2 separate regions of the Homo sapiens genome follow, and region 1 is linked to region 2. The links are chromatin loops, found by intact Hi-C in ENCODE. Cell type or tissue: heart left ventricle. All regions are shown on one strand. Links, peaks and the distances in the headings refer to the core of each region. The heading gives the core; the rest is flanking DNA. Region 1 overlaps MRTFB (myocardin related transcription factor B). Region 2 overlaps MRTFB (myocardin related transcription factor B).

Region 1 (10,679 bases), core at 1,380-9,379, 63 kb before region 2:
ATTTCATCTGTGGTTTATTCATTGCTACTGTACAGAATTGCAATTGAGTTTTGTATCCTGTGACCTTGATGAATTCATTTTATTCTAATCAATTTTTAGGAAATTCTTTAGGATTCTCTATAGGCAAGATCATGCCATCTACAAATAGAGATTGTTTTATTTCTTCCTTTCCAATCTGGATGCCTTTTATTTCTTTTTCTTGTATAATTGTCCTGGGTAGAAACTCTAGTACAATGTTGAACAGAAGTTCTAAGAGTGGACATCCGTTTTTTCCTGAGCACTGGAGACAAGCATTCAGTCTTTCACCACTATGTATAATGATAGTTGTGGGTTTTGTGTAAATGACCTTTATAACGTGAGAAAGTTCCTTTCTATTTCTAGTTCATTGCATTTTTATTGTGAAGGGGTGTTGAATTTTGTCAAGTGCTTTTTCTGTGTGTATTGGGATAATCATGTAGTTTTTGTACTTTATTCTATGGATAGGGTGTTTTGCATTAATGGATTTTCAGAGGTTAAACCAACTTTGCATTCCAGGAATAAACCCCACTTGGTCATGCTATATAACAGTTTTTGCATATTACTGGATTTCATTTGCCAGTATTTTATTTAGGACTTTAGTTTCTATATACATCAGAAATATCGTTCTTACTAATCTTTTTTACCATAAAATATTTCCAACTCACAAAAAATAGGGATAGTTAAAATCAACTAGTTAACAATTAGTATTTTGCTATATTGGCTATAGAATTATTAAATATTAGAAAGTTAAAGCCTCCTTTCAGATGTTCCCCAATCTAGTTTTTTCTTTCCAGAAATATTCTGAATCTTGAAACTGACCTGAGTCCTTACCACCCATGTTTTTATACTTTATAAAACACACAGCCTTGTTTTAAAATGTTACTTGAATTATGCAGGCTTTATTCTGCACTTTTTTCCCCCTCAGCATTTTGTTTCAAGATTCTTTTACATTGGCACATTAGATTTAGTTCATTCCTGTAAATTGCAGTGTTTAATGGTTCTCTAATTGAAAGGCATAGGAGTTGCTTGCAATTTTTGCTTTGTAAATGCTTTAGTGTTCATTCTTACACGTGATTTCCTGTGTACGTCTGTGTTTCTCAAGGATGTGTACAAAAAATTGATTTGCTGGATCACAGAGTTTGTGTGTCTTCAACCTTGCTAGGTATTTAAAAATCTTACTGCTCTTGAGCTTTGGTATGTGTTCAAATGGTTACAGAAGCCCCAGCAAGATAGTGTTTAATAACAAGTCATTTTGCATGGCCCAGTCAGTAGAGTTCACTTAAAACGCTCCAGTCTTGGACTCCATGTTCTGGCTGGCTTTAATCTAGTAAAAAGCCATACATTGGATGCCATTAAACATTTGTGAGCAGGTACTTTAGAAAATGTGAGAGACTGAGGAGGTCTAATCAAGACAGTTAGTGGAACCTCATGATAGACATGAATTAAGCTGTACTCAATTGTATTCACAAAGTATCTGGACAAAGGCAGAGAGTTGTATATAGAGTCTACAGGAATGGTGCTATGGTTTGAATGTTTGTGTCTCTAAAATTCATGTTGAATCTTAATCCCCATGCAATGTATTAGAAGTTTGGACCTTTAGGAGGTGATTAAGTGATGAGGGCTCTGCTCTCATGAATGGGATTTAGTGCCCTTATAAAAGGCAGCCTGTTTGTGTGTGTTGTGTGTGTGTGTTTTGGCCTTTCTGTCCCTTCCTCTTTGTGAGGATGCAGCAAAAAGGCACCATCTTCCAAGCAGAGACCTGGACCTCACCAGACACTGAATCTGCTGGAACCTTGATGTTGGATCTTCCAGTCTCTAGAACTGTGACCACTATGTTTCAGCTGTTTGTAAATTGTCCAGTCTGAGGTATTTTATTATAGCTCCCTGAACAGACTAAGACAGATGGTTTGGGTTCTGGGGTTTCAGAAGCTTGGTCTCAAATCTGTGCTGTTTCCTTTGTGATTTCAGGCAAGTCATTTGCCTTCCTTTTTTTTTTTTTTTTTGAGATGGAGTTTCACTCTTGTTGCCCAGGCTGGATTGCAATGGCGTGATCTCGGCTCACTGCAACCTCCACCTCCTAGGTTCAAGGGATTTTCCTGCCTCAGCCTACCAAGTAGCTGGGACTACAGGCATGCACCACCATGCCTGGCTAGTTTTTTTGTGTGTGTGTTTAGTAGAGATGGAGTTTCACCATGTTGTTCAGTCTAGTCTTGAACTACTGACCTCAGGTGACCCACCCGCCTTGGCCTCCCAAAGTGCTGGGATTACAGGTGTGAGCCACTGCACCCGGCCTCAAAGGTCTTTATTTGAATCTTGGATGGGAAACACTTTAATTCTTAACAATTAACCTGACTAAAAGCCCTTTTTCACCATTAATCAAACTTCAGCTTTGGCTTGGACAGTATTAGCATTGAAATAATTTGGGGTTTGGATGCTTCTGACAAGTCTGTTGTACGTCCAATGGCAAGCAGGAGGACGCTGCAGAGTGAGCACCCACAGGGCCATCATTCACGGATTTCCCCGTGGAATGATCTGTGACGCAATCGCATCCAACGAAAGGGCACAGAAAATGTTGATGAGGACCCTTGTTTCTCATCTCATCACACAACATAGGTTTAATTTAATTAGCCTGTCATGCATATTAACAGAAAAGACAGGACATCAATATGAGACTTCTTTCTGAAAGTTAAATTAGAAGTAATACTTGGCCAGGTGCAGTGGCTCACACCTGTGATCCCTGTGCTTTGAGAGGCTGAGGTGGGTGGATCACCTGAGGTCAGGAGTTCGAGACCAGCCTGGCTAACATGGTGAAACCCCAAAGCTACTAAAAAAATATAAAAATTGGCCAGGCATGGTGGCACGTGCCTGTAGTCCCAGCTACTTGGGAGGCTGAGGCTGAGGCAGGAGAATCACTTGAACCCAGGCAGCAGAGGGTTGCAGTGAGCCGAGATTGTGCCACCACACTCCAGCCTCGGTGACTGAGTGAGACTCTGTCTCAAAAAACAACAAAACTAATAAATAAAAAAAAATCTGTTGCAGGAAAAAACAATTTCTCCAATTAATTCTGACCTTGCCCAAGGGGCTGTCTGCCATGACAGCTTCCCCAGAGTTTCCTGTGACATCCCTTGCTCACTCCTCTTGGGCTCCCAGGGCACGTGCAATGCTTCCTTTGGCAAAGTTTTCTCTCAGACCAGCAGGGAGGTCTATTTTCTCCCCAAGGGCAGGATCTCTGCCTGGAACATATGATACTTTATGAATGGTTTAACCCTTTGCGCATCATCTCACTGGTCTGTTGAGGCTGCACTCTGGTTCCCTAAGTGTAATGAACATTTTGCTGTGTTTTGGTAATCAATATCTTTCTTTTCCCCTTTTCTGTGGTTGATACTCGGGCCTTTTTTCTTAATCAAATATTGATATATGGTATAGTTATTAGAGTTTACTCATTACTATTTTGTTTCTTCAAAGCAAAGAGAAAAAAAATTTTAACCAAACTCTGTTTTAAATGTTGGCTTCTGAGTTGAAATGAAATGCCATCTTACTAAAAGCATACTGAATTCTAAAGACCATTTTGTACAGTCTATAAAAATACCTCATATAAATAGTTGCTTTTGAAACTTGGCTAGATTGAAGGATTATGTGGGTCTTTCAGGAATTGTGGTGGTGGTGCATTGATGTTATTGAGTCAGTTTTCATTGTGCGTGTGTGCGCGCCGAGTGTGAAAATCAACCCCCTAGGGAGAACTACATATTTCTAACTTTCATTGTGGAAGAAAGAAACTCACTTTGTGTAAATCTTGACATATTCAAGTTCAGCTCGTACCTGTGAGTTTCTATTTTGTATCTCATGGTCTTGGATCCAGGGGAGGGTGACAAGTTCACAGGCTTGGCCTGCTGGCTTTCTGTTGTGAGTTGTATGCTAAAGGTATAGTGTCTCCTCCTAATAAATCCACTCCCGTTCCACAGTCTACAATGGCTCCACCAACCCATAGGGAGTGGTCTTTCCTCTGCACAGCAAGAATCATAGTACATCAAAATGTCTTTTATTTGAGACACAAAAATGCAAAATTGCTGAGATATCAAACATTTCCCGATCAGCTACAATACTGCCACTATGTACAAAAGATCTGATGATAAATGTGCACACATATAAAAATACAGTATGCATTACTTATGTACAGTACATGTGCAAAATGTATGGCATTCAAACATGATATGGAATTGATTTCAGGGGTGCAAACAGCAAATACAAAGGCATCATGGTTTTTCTTTTAAAAAACAACATAAAGGCAATAGATGAATGGACCCCCGATTGCCATAATTTTTTGTTGATTAAACTAGTGCTTCAACAAGCAGGGCTCTGTAGATTGGTATCTTTCTCCTTTTTTTCATAAAGTGAGATGCTAAGACATAATGTGACAATGAAAATAAGAAGAGAAACACCTATCACATTGCATTTCTATTGCAAGCAAGAAAAGAAAACTAATTTCTACATAGAAAAAAAACTTTGTATTACTACTGAATGTTACTCTTAAACCAACAAAACAACTCTATACTATTTTACATGAAAACAATAAGAGAAATATCTACATCTTAGTGAAAATTATAACCTTAAATGGATAATACCTTTTTGGGGCTGATTTTTGAGATCTCATTAGTCTCAAATTTTAAATAAAAAGTGCCTCCTTTTGGCAAATACTTGGCAATGCCTTTGGTTCCTTTAAAGCAAGTTTGCATTACTATTGGTTACTTGAGGTCAAGTACTTTTGGTAGATACTAAACCCTTTCCTAAATGCTTCCTCTTCCTACCAAATTAGCAAGATTCCTTACAGCATCACGTAGAGAGGTAATTGTTACGAGTTTCAGTATTCTATAAACTTTGTTAAAGCTTTGTCTTAGTAGTTGGCATAAAGCTCTGTTAAACACTATAGATGTGATGATATCTCTGATAACATATTTTATTTGATTCCCGACAGCACCTTGTAGATCCGAGATTGCCATCTTATTGTCACAAAGCTGTGACACCACAGAGCAAAGTGTTTGCATGGAGGGTAAGAGCTCTTCTGTAAACATGTGCAGCTTTTCGAATTGTAGGCCTTCCATGAAAGATTTCAGGTAGAAACCCTTTGTAATGATGTGTTTCCCTGGATACTGCAAGAAAGGGCGAATGTGGAAAAAACACGCACCTGCTCATTGCCATGCAGACAGAGTCACTTTACAAATAAAAATGTAGCTCAGAGAGACTGCTGAATGAGCAAGTTATTGAAGGTTTGAACCAGGAAAAAAAAATTACTACATCTTAGTTGTTTTCCAGTTTTGACTGAAATCACTTAAAAGATGAGTTGAAATGCAGTTAGGATGCTCTCCAGATACACACTGATGCATTTGTAAGCTATGTTCCTTGAAAAACCTGACCTTCCAGTTAATGTTCTTTGATAATTTTGGGCTAATTCTGTGGCCTCTAGGGCGGTGGGACGATTTGTATGGGTATTCTCTTGTCAGTATTCAATATTCATGTTTACAGTAGCAGATATTGAAAAATGGAGGGTTATTTGTGAATTTGGTTAAATTGACACATGTTGCTCTGCTAGTAGACACTGAATAGCTATTCTCTTTACATTTCTCTAAAAAGTCCCCAGCGGCACCATGAGCTCCCCACCTGAGTGACAGCCAGGACTTCTGTGAGGCTACCGTCAGGTGGGTGCATGGAAGCCAGTGAGGATGTATACTGAAATGTGGGCTTCTCACAAATATTTTAAACCCTGCCAAAGTGCTTTACCACGTCTCTAAGGCCAAGTCCATTTGAGGACAGTAAAGGGACTATCTCATCACTTGTGGGGATAGCTGTTTTGTCAACTGCTATGGCTGATTTCAGCCTGGGAATTCTGAAAGGACTGTGAAGAAAGCTATGCTGCCTGGAATGATCTGGGGTTGAGGGTCCAGGAAGCCTGAGTCAGCTCTGGTGACAAAATAGGTAGTGCGCCCCTGAGCCATCACTCAGGGTATGCTGACTGCACAGTTCAGAGGTGCTATCTCATTACTATGACTTTGCCTTCCATAGGCAGCAGCTTGCAGGCAGCACCACCCTGCCTTTGCCACTGTTTCTAAACAGCACTGAAAGCCAAAAAGTGTCAGTTACATGGATCACAGAACCATGCGGCTTTTAAAAAGGAAATTTAAATAAGATCTCTTTTAGAATTACAAAAATATTCATATGAAACAAACACAATAGTATCTAAGCAAGAAATTCCACAAATTCAGAATACATCTATGTACAATTATGTGGCAATACTATACAGTAGATTGCACATTTCAGGAAAAACACTAGAACGTGAACCACTAACACTGTCCTATGAGGTTTCCTAGTGGATGCTTTGCTGAAATGTACAAGATGACCACCTACTCCTAGACTTTCAAAGACTTTACAGAAATTTTGGTATAACTTTTAAATTCATCCCACCCCCAGTAGGATGATCTGACTATCTACATACAGCAGAAAGGTAAGGCTGGTACTACTGTGTTTTGAGAACATGTAGGAAAGTAAGATGGGGATGTGAGATAATGCCTTTCTAGGAGTTATTTTCTTGGCAGTATGATACTTTACAATATGATATACAACAGTACCACTGCTTAAACCACACACGTGCATAATGAAAATTCAACTGGCGACTTTGACTTGTGCTGTAATGGCTGTGACACTAACCTAAACAACAACAACAACCAGTCTTTAGTCAATATCCACCCTTCCTCATTGCACTCACCATCACACGCACTGAGTCCGGTCAGAAGGGCCTTGTTTACAGAGTATCATCTTTGGTCATGTCACATGAGTGTGAGCACATAGCGCGTCCTCACTCCAACCTGGAACATGTAGTGGAGATCCTGGAGAGCAGCACTCGTGTCACAGGTGCCTGGCTGGTGACCCAAGCCAGGAGAGAGGAGGGTCAAGCGGAATGGTGCAAGTGGAGTGGCTTGCAGAGTTAATGGGTAGAGATGCCTTGTCTTTTTAAAAGTGAAATACTGGTTTATAAAGGTTTAAACACATATGTGAAGTGGGCACTTTAGCAATTCATAGGAGAGTAGGCCAATGAGATAGCATTTTCTTGCACTGCACTGTGTATTTTTGGAGAGCAACCTTCCTGTGGCATGTTTCAAACCCTATTTTAAAAAGCAATAAAGGGACCCGAGAGCTAGAAAACTATCTACACAATTCAGGATTATGGAAATATAAAGTTATTCAACGAGAGTCAATGGTACTAGTGTTCGGTTACCTTCTACAGTCCCACTGATATTTGGTGCTAATTTAATAAGCCATTCAAATCTGAATGAAGAAGATGCTCAGGGTCTAAGTATGGACCTGATAGGCCCAGACAGAAACCCTCAGCAAAAAAACTGTGGCCAAGAACTGTAAGAAAAATACTTTCCCAAGTAAATAGCCTGGCCCTGGAGACAGGCCCCTCTCAATGGAACTGACTCGAGGATTCACAGAACATCTAGTGTGGTAAACTCTTGTAGGGCTTGGTCAAATGACGGTGTTCTGGTTAACAGAGAGTTATTGTATCCCGTGTGTTGGTTTACCAATTTCTGAACACTTAAACTATTCATCACAGACTACACTGAGCACAGTGGCCTCTGCCTTGAACCGTCTGGAAGGCACATGAGCACTGTTAGTGCCTTTGAGTCAGGAAGTGCCAGTGAGCAGAGGGCTCCAGTGTGCTCATGCTGGAAAAGCAGACTTTTGTTACACGTAGTAAAATTTATAAACCACACACACACAAATCAGAAATAAGATCAGCTCTTAGGCAAAACACAAACCCAGAAATAATTCACAAATTCTTTCCAAATAACGGGTCAGGCTGCCTCCGGCATGTCAGTATGGAACATTTACCATTTTGTGACCCAGGGGAACCAACCTGACCTGAGGGTTTACACAAGGGTGAGGTGGAGAGCACAATATTATTATTTAAGAAAAATCTCCATGCTCTTTTGGTAGATTTCAGTTTTTTGTTATTTACATTTTGTCATATACCTCAATGACTAGCTTGAAATAATCCTGTGATAGTTGGCATTTTAGAAAATTCTTAAGAAATGACTTAACACATATGTAATAACTGTTTTCTATATAAAAACACTAATAAAGCCTCCAGTTTTTCAATCTTAGGCTTGACAATATAGTGAGAGCTCTGGTAGAATATCCAGTTACAAGCCTGTAAAATGATAACCAGGGTTAGTGACAGAAGAAAGAGGGCCAGGGCAGGGACGTGGAGGCCCACCTTGTGGCACAATCTGACCTGTACTCATCATGGGAATGTCCTGGGTAGATGACAGACCTTCCCCTTACCTTCCATTCTTCTAACTCGCCAGCTCAGAAAGATATTTCATGCTAAAGCCTTTTCTTGGTTCTTTGAGATGGGTCTGGTTACCTGAAAGTTAGTCAGCAATTCTTTAAATACAGAAATACATGTGGCTCAAGTACTCTAGAAATATTCGAGCTATTAAAAAAGTAGGACCTTGGATACCCATTTCCTTACCCCAGCGTAGGCTGTACAAATCACAATGTCAGAGCATACATACAAATGTCTAATATATACATTAAAATCAATCTAACCAACCCAGAAGGTTGCTAATAGAATTTTCAGTGTTATCAGTATACCTGGACTTCTGACAGTATTTTGTAGGTATCTTCTGTTTATGTTGAAAGATCTTGCATTTAAATTTAAATTTGGAAATATAAAGTACGATTCCAAAAAATCACAAAATAAACTACAACACCAAAAAAACGACACAGGTTTCTGAATAGAACCAAAAGTCTTCAGCCAGAAGCTGTCACTGAACTGGCCAAGGCTCTCCACTGCCTTTGACCTCTGCTGTGTCTTGGGCCTGGCTCCGGCCGTCTCTAGGAAGTACCAAGTGCAGTGACCTCTCACCTCCCTCACATCAGCCTTAGTTTTTGAGTGGAGCTGTCTGCCTTTTATTTAGGGTCTTAAAGTGACCAGAGATTTAAATGTAGTTAATTACCAGAATCCTAACGTCACTGTGCTGCATATATTACTCTTCTTTGTTTTTATCTAAAGGTACTTTTCATTCTTTACTGAAGTCTGGAGAAATAGATGAGTCGTCTTTGACAAGTGCGATTTTCAGAAGGCCCTGTGCTATGTTAAACTGTAGAAATTCACTACTGAACACAATGAAATGTTTTCAAACTTGGGTTCCAGGCTATGACCTTCCACCTATTCTTTCTGTGACAACATATTTTGATTGCAACAATGCAACTATAGATCTATCTCTAAAAACTGACCTTTTAGAATCTTCATGTTCTTAAACCTCATCAACTCTCAGAAAAGAAATCTGTGACGTTAGTCCCATGGCAGCGGTAGGTCCTGTGGGTCTAGAAAGTCAGCAGAGAACATGCTCGGCGCGGTGGTGCTGAGAGGAGTGAGTCCTGAAGAGGAGTTGGGCATGGTAATGTCCAACCACTCCATGTTGTCCAAGTTTGAGTCTGACAGGTCGAGAGACAGACAGGGAGTACCTGCAGCAAACTGGGTCTCGGAAGTCTCCATGGGTGAGTGTGAATGGTCCAGCATACCTGAGTGACTCAGCAGATCATTCTGGAGGTCCTCGATCAGAGAGAAGGGCTCTCTGTCTTCACTGCTGCTTTGTAGTGGAGGAATTTCATTGGCTGAGGGTAAAGTTCCATCCAAGAAAGCTTCTAGTTGGTTCTCTAAGCTGGCAGATAAACTGCCCATAGGTTCTAAAGATACAGGTGGTGCCATTTGGACTTGGGGTGGTGGCCGGGACACCACTGTATTCACTGGCATTGTGGTGATGCTGGCTGTCACTGGTCTCATTTTGGAAATAGGAGAAGGTTCTTCTTTTATGGGGAGGGAGATCTCTGTGTAAAATAAATGAAGTAATTAGTAACTGAAGATTTACTACTACTTAAAAATTTTTATTAATTACTAGGACAGTTACATTGCTATTATGCGATTCCTTCTATGCACGTCCGTCTTAGAAGTAGGAAGAGAATGCTATTGGTCAGGTACAATCCTTGACAACCTTTAGGATGATGGATCATTTTAGTCAAATAGATAAACATAAAAGTTTATTACATTCCTTTTTGTTGTAAATTTAGTCAGCAGACTGTCCAAGACCAGTTTATTACATTCTGATATGCTTTAAATTCTTCTCAGTAAGACTAAGCATTAAAAGCAGTTATATCTCACTAGATAGGTATCAATGGTTTTAGATTATTTTATCTTTGAGTCGTTATTTTGTCATTAAAGTTTTAAGATAGGGCTCATATCATCCTATGAATCTATCTATAGCAACATGATACTCCTAATATAAATGTTGAAATGTACATCCTGAGTTTGTGCTGAGACATGAAGTACATCCTCAATGTTATGAAAGAGGTAATTACATTCTTTTTTCCTTTTTTTTTTTTTTATCATTACAGTTGGACTGGGTACCCAATTTAGCCATGTGCATTCTGTGTAAAGTTCTGAAAATATACAATGACATTTGATTTCATTTCTGAATTAAAGCTAACATATGGTTCCTTTGATCCTTTTCTTTTAAGGTGAGGTGGATCACTTGGTTATCTCTTTCACTTTTTGGTCTTGTTTTCTGAGCTTATATAAAATTTTGATGATTTGGTAAATGTCT
Region 2 (10,679 bases), core at 901-8,900:
CATTTGTGTTTTCTATCCCATTTTCTATGTGGCCAAACAAGCAACCAAACAACCCTACTTATACTGCTTGAAGGTAGGAGAATAATTTCCCCAATTAACGCTCTCATCATTGCCTATAAAACTTTCCCAAGAAGCAAGAACCTCCCACTACAAGTATTATTCAAAGCAGCTGTGGCCATCGGCCTCCCCCAGGCACATTCATTTATTTAGAGCATATCTGTTAGGTGTCTGGGTACTGCATGGGGTACAAATCCATGGGAAAGAGCAGCAGCAGTAGCAGTGAAAGGAAGATCTTTTTTAAGCGACGTTAGGAAGAACATGAATGGAAGGGGAGGCAGAATTGCAAGTAACTAGCCATTTTGTTAAGTATGTTGATTACCCAGTTTTTTTTTTTTTTAGCTTTTATCTGCACCCATAGGTGGACACTACTGCACATATTATATTGAATATGAGGCACTATGTTCTAGCAAGAGATCAGGTACATTGCTACTTTGGGTAGTATTAAAACACAATTATACTTTGGGAGGCCGGGACGAGACTGGCAGATCATTGGAGCTCAGGAGTTTGAGACTAGCCTGGCCAACATGGTGAAACCCGTCTCCACTGAAAATATAAAAACTAGCCAGGCGAGGTGGCAGGTGCCTGTAATCCCAGCTACTCAGCAGGCTGAGGCAGAAGAATCGTTTGAACCCAGTGAGCCGAGATCGTGCCATTGCACTCAAGCCTGGGCAACAGAGCGAGACTCTGTCTCAAAACAAAAACACACAATTACAGTATTACTTGTTGATGTCAACTAAAACCAGTCATTCACAATTGACACAGGCTATTCTGAGAGCAACTACTACTTATAAAAAGTACAGATCATATAGGTATAGACTTATAATTTTGGCAGATATCAAACTTCCTTTCAGAACTTCTGTTCATCAAATTACTAACAAAATTAATGTATAAGTCACAGCAGATATCTGCACCTTAGACAGAGACCATCCAGGAAGAACATGGCTTGAATGATAGACAGCTTAATTGTCATGAGACACAGAAGTCAGGCAGAATGTACTGGTGCTTATCCACGACTGAGGAAGGGGTAAGGGACCCTGAAAACAGAGGACCAGACTCTTCTAATGATCAGAGAGGCATTCACGGTTGTGGGATCAGGAATGCTTTATCAAGTTTTCCTGGGACCTTCATGGATTAAGCCTGGAGACCTCCTTCCTCCCTTTTCAGCCTCCATGCTTACCCTCCATGTTTATATCTGCATGGAGGGGAAAAAAGGCTTAGACCACTGAATGTCACTCAGCCTTGCACAACTGCCTGACAAATTGTGCTTGTGTTGACAAGATTTCATATCTGTAGCTGCAACCAAAGACTAGACACTGGCCTGGTACTGTTTTCCTGCAGCAGAGGCAGTCTGGCAATGGCCTCATGTGTCAAAACTGAAACCAAGAGCATTCTCTCCCGGTGCCTTGCTGAGTAGATGAACCATACTATTGGGTTGACATCATAGCCTCCGTCTTCTTAGTAAGTTGAGTAACAGTATCTTCCATGGCCATCATGCAAGAAAAGGATACACGTACAAACTATAGAATCCTCAGGGGACTAAACAGTTCAAAACACTGAGTGTGTACATCCTTTCAGAAACAAAGGACATAAGTAATAAAGATAAACAGACTTCATGTTACAATTGCTCACATTTGAACATTTTCAAAGAATATTATTTTTGAAAAAGGTAAAGGCTAAACAATCCAACACATGGTCCTAAGAAGTCCTGAAATTTAGAATCATGGTTTAAAACAAGGTGTAAACCTGTTTCATTTTATCAAAAAAGGGGGACAGATATAAAAAAGCATATCTCATACAGGTAGCATTGTATTCTCTGTGCAAAACATTTACCCCAAGTTGACAATTCTACAAGAGCTGTATATTTCCAGATGACAAAACTCACAAGAGGCAGGCAAAGCACCCTCACGGATGGAGGGAGATGAGGTTATAAATCCATTTACTTACTGTATGTATCCCATCTTTCCTAACTAGCCTGGGTCCCAGGCATTTTTATTAAAAAAAATCTTTTCACACATGATAGGAGCCAAATATGTTCATTACACAAAATATGGAAATAGAAAACAGTAGGATAAAAAAACTAAAAAAGAAAATCACCGATAATATCATCATCCAGAGAGACACAACTAGAGTTACCATGTATTTCCTCTGTCTTTAAGCATAGATTTTGATTCTCTGCTTCTACATACTCCGATCACTCTGTAACTACAATGATAAATATTCTTATTATTTTAGTGGCTACATAAAATACTCTGTTAGGTGGATATGGCATAGTTTACTAAATAGTCCCTGTTTATCACTTAGGTTGTTTCCAATTTTTTAACTATAAATAATGCTGTGGTGCAATTTTTGTGTATAAAGTTAATTCTTCATTTCAGTTATTCCCTTAATTTGAATTCTTAAAAGGAAGACTATTCCAATGTAATATATATAAAGCATGATCATAAAGTAATGAGACTAATTTCCTCACGTATTAACCATTGTCTTTTGCAATTGTAGCAGACATATGTGAACATGGATACAGATGGCTATTTCATTTAAAGAAAAAAATTTATTGAATTATGATCTTTCATCTCTTAGGGCTAACATTTACAGTTTTCTATTACATTTCAATAAGGAGAAAAGGGTGTATAATTTTGAAATTTTTACTTAATCCTTATTCCTTATCACAACAGATAAAAACAATATTATGTCAATAGAGGTGTTTTGAATTTGCTCTACTTTTATGCAAGAAAAGTAAAAATTTGATTTTAATCCCAATTCCAAAAAAATGAAAGGTAGCTTATCCAATGATAAACTGAAAATGTCATTCCCAGCAATATGGTAGTTTAGATATAAAGTATCTTAAGTGTTACAGCTCTTTTAGAATTTGTCTAGCGGGTTTTCCATAAAAAAAAGTATCTTCTTTTAGTTCCTTTCCCCTGCTTCTTAAATGGTTTAGAGTGCTTTTAGAACAAAATTTTAAGATTCGTTTCCAATATAAAAAAACTGTAAGGCCAAACTCGGTGCTTCATGCCTGTAATCCCAGTGTTTGGGGAGGCTGAAGAGGGAGGATGGCTTGAGACCAGGAGTTTGAGAACAGCCTGGGCAACATAGTGAGACCCTGTCTCTACCAAAGAAAAATAAAAAATAAAAAAAATTAGCTGGCATGGTAGCACACACCTGTAGTCCCAGCTACTTGGGAGGCTCTGAGGTAGGAGGATCACTTGAGCCCAGGAGTTCGAGGCTATACAGTGAGCTATGATTGTACCACGGCACTCAAGCCTGGGCAATAGAGCAAGAACTCTGTCTCAAACAAACAAATAAACACACAAAACAAAACCTTTAAAATACAATAACTTCTTTCATGTGATACTTATAACCCTAATTCAAAAATTTCACATGCTTTTTGAACCAAGATATGTCTTTCCTCTTTTGTTTCCGTAAGTAGAATGTTGAAATTTTTTTTTTTTTTTTTTTTTTTTTCGAGACAGAGTCTTCCTCTGTCGCCCAGGCTGGAGTGCAGTGGTCTGATCTCAGCTCCCTGCAACCTCTGTCTCCTGGGTTCAAGTGATTCTTGTGCCTCAGCTTCCTGAGTAGCTGGGATTACAAGTTGTGTACCACCATGCCCGGCTAATCTGTTGTATTTTTAATAGAGACGGGGTTTTCCTATGTTGACCAGGCTGGTCTCCAACTCCTGGCCTCAAGTGTTCCATCCGCGTTGGCCTCCCAAAGTGTGAAATGTTGTCTTAATATGATGTAATTAAAGTGCCTTTTCCCCCTAAAGGAAACAACACATTGTATGCAGCATATTAATAACAAAGAGCAGTTTAGTTTGAGTTGAGCAAGCCGAGGCAAAGCATGGCTCTGGCCCTGAGTTTTCAGTGGGACATAGAGGACTGTATGTTACCAAAACAATGCAAAAATGACACTTTCTGGGGAGCATAATGGCAGGCAGCCATGGTCTTGGAAATTCTTTACGAACAGCTGGATTTCAGTTATGGGTATGAAGGAGGGTGGGAAAGGGGAGAGGGGAGAGGTGATGAACAGCTATCTGTGAGTTAGAGAGAAGCTCCAATGTATATTACTTAATTACAGGACAATGGACAGAATAAACTTTAGGATCATGAGGAGTGAAAAAAAAAAGCCTGAGCAGTCAAGTGAGGATTAGATGAACCATCTCTGAAGATGGAAAACTAAAGAATACTCTAGAATTGACTATGTATTGACTCTGAAGTCAGTACTAGGTAATAAACAGATCCTAGTTTCAGTTGTTTATTTTTCAAACAGATGTCAGGGTAGTTAAGAGAATGAAGTGGTTGGACTTTGGCAAACATTTATTATGCATTGTTTAAATAGTATTAAGTGAAGGCCTGATCCTGTAAAAACAAGACAGTTTAGAAAAGCCAGCTTCCTCATATTATCTTTTGAGCTTGGATACAGGAGGGATTAATTGGATTCCATTCAATACTTGTTTCAGTGTTTGATCAGATAGCAGTGTGGTGGCCAAATGTAGAATTGCACTTGTTTAATCAGGTAAGGACTTGAAAACAATTGTACTGAAAGGGCAAAAGACTGATGAACTACTTTTCCTTTCTCTTAAAAATAAATGTTTAAAATGGTGGTGGCTATTACTAATTATTACCACTACTATTACATTAGACACTTGGTGAAAATAACACTTTTTTTCTCCAAATATAAAACCATAAGGCTTTAAAAATTTTAGTTCCACAAAGATTCACAAATTTATAGTTCTCTGCTGTGAATAGTTTATTTTGCAGTCAAAGGGGAGAAAGTCAAATCACGAAGGGTCTCCTTCTGAGCCCGGGACTCAAACAGAACACTATGTGTACTGTTAGTATCTTGATTTAAGAATCCCTGTTTTATAATACATTTTTCTTTTATTTGTTAAAATAAAGTATACATGCACATAAAAAGAGATTTTAAAAAGAAAAGTGAAAGTTAATCCATTCTACTTCAGACCTTCAGTCATTCTCCCCAGAGGTAACCACTGTTAGATTTCTATGGCTCGGAGAAGATGTCTTGTGAATTGTCCACCAATGTTATATATAACATATGCAAAGGAAGTATATGTGTCAGATAATAGTATTTATATAGTTTGGTAATTTGCTTAAAGAATATCAAGGAATCTAGCTCTTTTTTTTTTTTTTGCCTTGTAAACAGTAGAATTTTATACAAATATAAAGTTTTGCACCTTCAAAGCTATCACTCTAATAAGACACTTATTCAATTAAACAAATAATCTTAAAAACTATTTTAACAATGTACAAATACATTCACAACATAATCTGCTGATTAAGACTTCAACAAGGTTTATAATACCTACGACAGAATTTACAGATGCCTACAATAGTTTGTAGATTGGTTTAGTTTACAGTTACATAGATTGCTTTAAGAAATACCATTAATACAAATGCATAATTTACAATATCCCCATTATAGCAAGAAAACGATAGATTCAGAAAATAAAATGTCTTTTAGGCATTTATTATGCCAAGTATGTAAATGATTATTCTCATTATGACATGAGAATAATGCTCTTTTAGTGGTAAAAGCTCTATTAGCTCAAGGTCCACTGAAGAGCTTTCAATCTAGCTATCCTTTCTGTAAAATAAATAGAACAGCAGCAATCTCTGGGTATTCCTTAAACTACGATGATTCCACTTATATTAACTGGGCCTTAAGTAGATGACTTCTTACAAATAAAAATAAAATTTTATAAAGTAGTTAGTACCACTGGCCCTAACTGTTTTCACTTGCTTGCAAACATCTAAGAAATTTCCCCAGGAAGTACATATTAAAAACTAACAATTATTTCTAACTTACACAGAAGCCAAAGTGCTCACTCTTACCATGGAAGCAAAACTTTCTCCTGAAAACAATCTACAGAAATAATATGTAAACATATAGAGCTTTGAGACACACTAAGAACATCCTCCTATGTTCTATGGATCACAATGCAAAGGTCTCCATTGCCTATGTAAATGAACACTTTCGTTAACTTGGGATATACTGATATTACATGGCCGTGTGCATACCTATGGAATGTGCATACCTACACCACAGAATAAATCTTGACAATGTTTCTAGTGCCAACATATACTTTCTCGCCCCAACTGCTGGAAATAAAAACTTAATACGAAAACTATTTTTCCTTTTTATAAATAAAGTTTTTAAGTGGAAAAACAAAGCCAACACTCCTCGTTGCAACATGGACTAAGCTCTAAAAGGTTCAAAGTCAAGACTTATCTCTTCAGTTGTTCCCCAATGTAACAAAGCACATAAGCTTTCTCTCTTCAGGAAGTCTGATCATCTCCAGTGTTTTGTCTTAAAAACTGCTTTCCAAAATATAAAGTAGCCATGCTGGTTAAATTCTTTCTGCTGCCCACCTTACACCTGAGGTAACCATACAGGTTGGCACCTTGTAGCACCACACCCACGATAACCACCGCCAACCACTTTTTACTCTGAAGGAGAAGCGTGCACTGAAGGCAAGTATCACCCACAGCACTGGACAGGCAACAAGTCCCAACCAAAAGATTCCTGATTCAGCCTCTGACACAGTTTCATTCTCTTGAGAGGACTCCTTTCTAGATTCAAACACCCAGTGGCTCTTTCCATCTTCATCAACGTGATTCCACCAACGTAGGCCAACCATTAGTCTACCTGTGATATTCTTCACTGCCCAAAAGTCACATGACAACAAGATAATTGTTACCATACAGGTAATAAAGCTGCTGCTGAGCAATTCACAGAGAAGACAGACGATGATTGCACTGACTCGAAAGAATAAGTGGAAAAACGATGCTACTGGATGTCTGATTTTGACTTTTCTTGGTCTATTAGTCGTCTCCTCTTCCGCATCAAACAGTGAAACATCTTTAGTGTCATCATTACTATCCTGCTGCAACATGGCGGCCCTACGCCAGCCTTACTTCCGGGAGCCACGTCAGCGCAGCAGCGTACGGGTCCGGGTCGGAACTCAGAATCTAGCTCTTTCTTAAAGGCTGTATCTAACATATGGATGTATTATTCATATACTTAAGCTACCAGGTTTTTTGCTATTACAAATAATGCTATAATGAATATCCTCATTCATTTTGGGGGCATCCTTTGATGATATACCTATAAATTAAATTTCTAATAATGGAACACGCCCTTAAAACTTTGATAAGGTCACTTTGCCTTCCAAATGGTTGTGCCAATCTGTAGTCCAGCTTACAAGGTAAGATAGTACCTTTTTATTTTTCCCCTTCCCCACAATGTATAACATTAAGTTTTAAGGTAAATTTAAATTCAGAAACAAAGATTACCTCCTCTCACCTAAGGGTACTAGTGATATCATGTCAAATAATATAAATAACTAATAAGCAGTGAAGAACTGTAAGATATAAAAAGAATTAGTGAGGACAATGGGGCTGGGTTTCTGACTCAATGGGGAAATATTTACCGTGGTTTTCAAAAGCTCAGGGTAAGCTTTCTCTTGAAACCAAACATTTATTTCCAAATTTCATAGAATTTTCTGATGTTCCAGGATAGAAACTTTGAGCACAGGACTTATTTTTTCTTCAACTCCATCATGGCTGAGAGATGTAATGAATAGATTTGAGATACATTTAGAATCAAATCAACAGTGTATGGCAAGGGAGTGGACAGTGTGTTTGAAGGAGGAAGAGGTCACAAAGATGATCCTGGGTTTCAGGCTTAAGCACCTGGGTAGACCATTTACTGAGATAAGGAATGCATGCTGGCTATTAGGAAGCGCAGTCTTGGGCATGTTTGAATAGGAAGTGGAGATGTTAAAATGGCAGTTGGCTACATGGGTCCCGATTTCAGAAGGTCTTGGCAGAGAGTGGAATTTGGAAGTTGTCACTTATGTAGTATTTGAAGCCACAGGAGTTTGCTGAGGTAGAGAATATAAATAGAGAGGAAAAGAAAGCCCGGGACTGAGCTCTTAAGAAAGCCAACAAATAGAAGCCCTGTTACAGGTCAGATAGGGAAGGAAGATCCAACAAAGGAAGGCAGAGGAAGCTGCCTAAAAAGGCGGAGGGAACCAGGAGGGTGTGTGTAAGAGTTTTTAAAGGAGGCATGATCAAGTGTGTCAAATGCTGCTGTTTTAATCCCTGGAGGAGCTACTTTTGTAAAGTGATGGATGTAAGTCAGGTTGGAGGAGGTCAGGTGTGAACGAGAGGCAAGAGTGTAAGCATGCTTTCAAGATGCTGCCCAGGAAGAGCAAGGGAGAAAGTGAAAACTTGAGGGTGTGAAACTTGAAGTTGGAAAATAATTGAGCAAGTTTATAATTGATGAAGAGCAAAAGAGAGGGAAGGGGAGAAGAAAGAAATAAGAATGAATACAAATGAGAGAATGAACAAGAGCATAAGAGATAGCAGGTACCTTGAAGGCAGTAGGAAGGGGACAGATGTACAAAGACATCCTTTATTAAGAGACACTTCCTCTATCATAATAGGAGGGCAATGAGGATTGGCGACTGCTGCAAGAAGCTTTACAGCTTTGGTCTGGGACATCTAGGGAGTTCCCAGATAATGGCTTTTAACTTTTTGGAGAAGTTGAAAGAAAGGTCATCTGTTCCAAGTGAGATGGGTAAAGGGAAAGTTAATTTTGAGGCCAGTGAAGGAGGTTTGGAATAATCACTGTAGACTGTGAAGAGAAAGTCAAGAAGAGAAACATGGTTATGCATTACCGAAATGCTCCAACTAGTAAAGGCAACAGCCAGGGGGAGAGAAATCAGGAAACTGCATGGCAAGTTATTCACTGGCTCTAAATGGTATCATTTTTATCAGAGGAAAAGACCATAAGATACAAAATTAGAACATTTAGCAGTTCTTTCTAAAGTCTTTCCTAAAGAAGTTCTTTTCTAAACTGAATATAATTTTAGTTTATAACAATTGCAGCCCAGCAATTCTACTCCTAGGTGAAATAAGAATTGGAAACAAGTACTCAAACAAATACATGTACACACATGTCCATAGCAACTCTATTCACAATAGCCAAGAGGCAGAAACTGCCCAAATGTCATCAACAGATGAATGGATAAACAAATTGTGGCATATCCATACAATGGAATATTATTCAGTCATAAAAATAAATTAAATACTCATACTACAATGTGGATGAAACTGAAAAACATTACAAGGAAAAGAAGTCAGATATAAAAGCTCACATATTGTATGAGTCCCCATTTACATGAAATATCCAGAACTGGTAAATTCAGAGACAGAGTGCAGATTGGTGGTTGCCAGGGATTGCGGGGAAGGGAGCATGACAGCAACTGCTTAATCGTTAATTTTATGTTATGTGAATTTCACTTCAGTAATTAAAAAAAAGGAACAGTTAGCAGAACAGACATTATGAAACTAATTTCTCAATAATCACATTTCTTATTTCCTACCCACCCCTGGCTGGCCCCTCTCACCACCATAATTCCATTAACCATTAATAATGATTTGATCTTTTAACAATTTGGTAACTACAATAACAACTACATTATATATTCCCCATCACACTGCACGCTAGATATCTATATTTTGCCTCTATTTGCCCTACTAGACCTCATCCTTATATTTCTAGCACCTTCCACAATGCTTACCATATATATAAGTTTTAATAAACATGTTTTACTTAAATTTGCATGGTATACTTAGAGCATATAACTGAGTTGCTATTTTCTAAGAAAACAGAATACAATGTCACATTTAAGAATAAATTAACAAAATAATTTTCTATGGGCAAGTGATTATCATGGGGGCAAAACCAACACCGTTTCACTTCATTGCGGGAATTTGGAGTTTGGAGTTATTTTTGAATTGCTGATGATGGTAGGAACGAAGACAAAATGTAATTATGTTGTTCTGAAGGGTAAAAGACTAAAAAGGAGGGGCTATGAGTAAAAAAGTAAAGAAGGCCATGAAAAAGTGGTAGATTTCTCCACTTAGAATTAATGCGAAATTCAAGCTGCATTAAAGAAGAGAAAGCACTGGCCAGGCACGATGGCTCACGCCTGTAATCCCAGCACTTTGGGAGGCTTAGGCAGGCGGATCACTTGAGGTCAGGAGTTCGAGACCAGCCTGGCCAATATGGTGAAACCCCTATTAAAAATACAAAGATCAGCCAGGCGTGGTGGGGCACGATTGTAATCCCAGCTGCTTGGGAGGCTGAGGTGGAGGTGGGGTGGGGATCGCTTGAACCCGGGAGGCAGAGGTTGTAGTGAGCCGCAATCACGACACTGCACTCCAGTCTGGGCAACAGAGTGAGACTCCATCTCAAAAAAAAAAAAAAAAAAAAAAAGAAAAAAGAGAAAGCACTAAAGTACTCTCATAGATGATAAAAAGTAGTAACTGAATATCACAAATTTTGGGTTATATTTCAAGGGTGCTAATTTGCCAATTATAAAATGGGTTCTTCTTCAAGGAATTTTAAAAAGTGGAATGCAAACAGGCCAGAAATAAAATGGTGGTTTGTTCTGTAAAAGCTGTGCTATCTGCACTGGGTAAGCAAACTTCCACCAGCACTTCCTGTCTGAAACAAAAGCAGAGCTCCACAGTGTGCACATAAATATCAACCCCAGACACTACAAAGAGCAAACAGCATTTTGATCAGGAATT

Evidence for each region. Hi-C counts contacts between places; a loop is a spot of excess contacts. Peaks named below come from ENCODE experiments on the same cell type or tissue, not always from the same donor. Only the 100,000 strongest peaks of a DNase experiment are listed, where the experiment ranks them.
Region 1: it touches region 2 in a loop (4-fold over the local background); 2 of 110 quality-filtered maps call a loop at or near these places.

The regions. Positions count from the first base shown.
Region 1 is chr16:14,260,136-14,270,814 of GRCh38, reverse strand. MRTFB (myocardin related transcription factor B) reads right to left here. Exons shown (of 17, transcript NM_001308142.2): 17 at 4,042-9,906. The coding sequence ends at 9,371. Among named protein-coding and RNA genes, the nearest start is that of TRT-CGT2-1, 20 kb to the left of the region's middle. In heart left ventricle, for the core only: no CTCF peak of the experiment used is centred there; no DNase peak of the experiment used is centred there.
Region 2 is chr16:14,196,648-14,207,326 of GRCh38, reverse strand. The region is part of intron 3 of MRTFB (myocardin related transcription factor B); the gene reads right to left. It also overlaps the pseudogene TVP23CP2 and the pseudogene LOC124903783. Among named protein-coding and RNA genes, the nearest start is that of TRT-CGT2-1, 84 kb to the left of the region's middle. In heart left ventricle, for the core only: a CTCF peak has its summit at 4,524; no DNase peak of the experiment used is centred there; H3K4me3 peaks cover 1,082 bases; H3K27ac peaks cover 1,271 bases.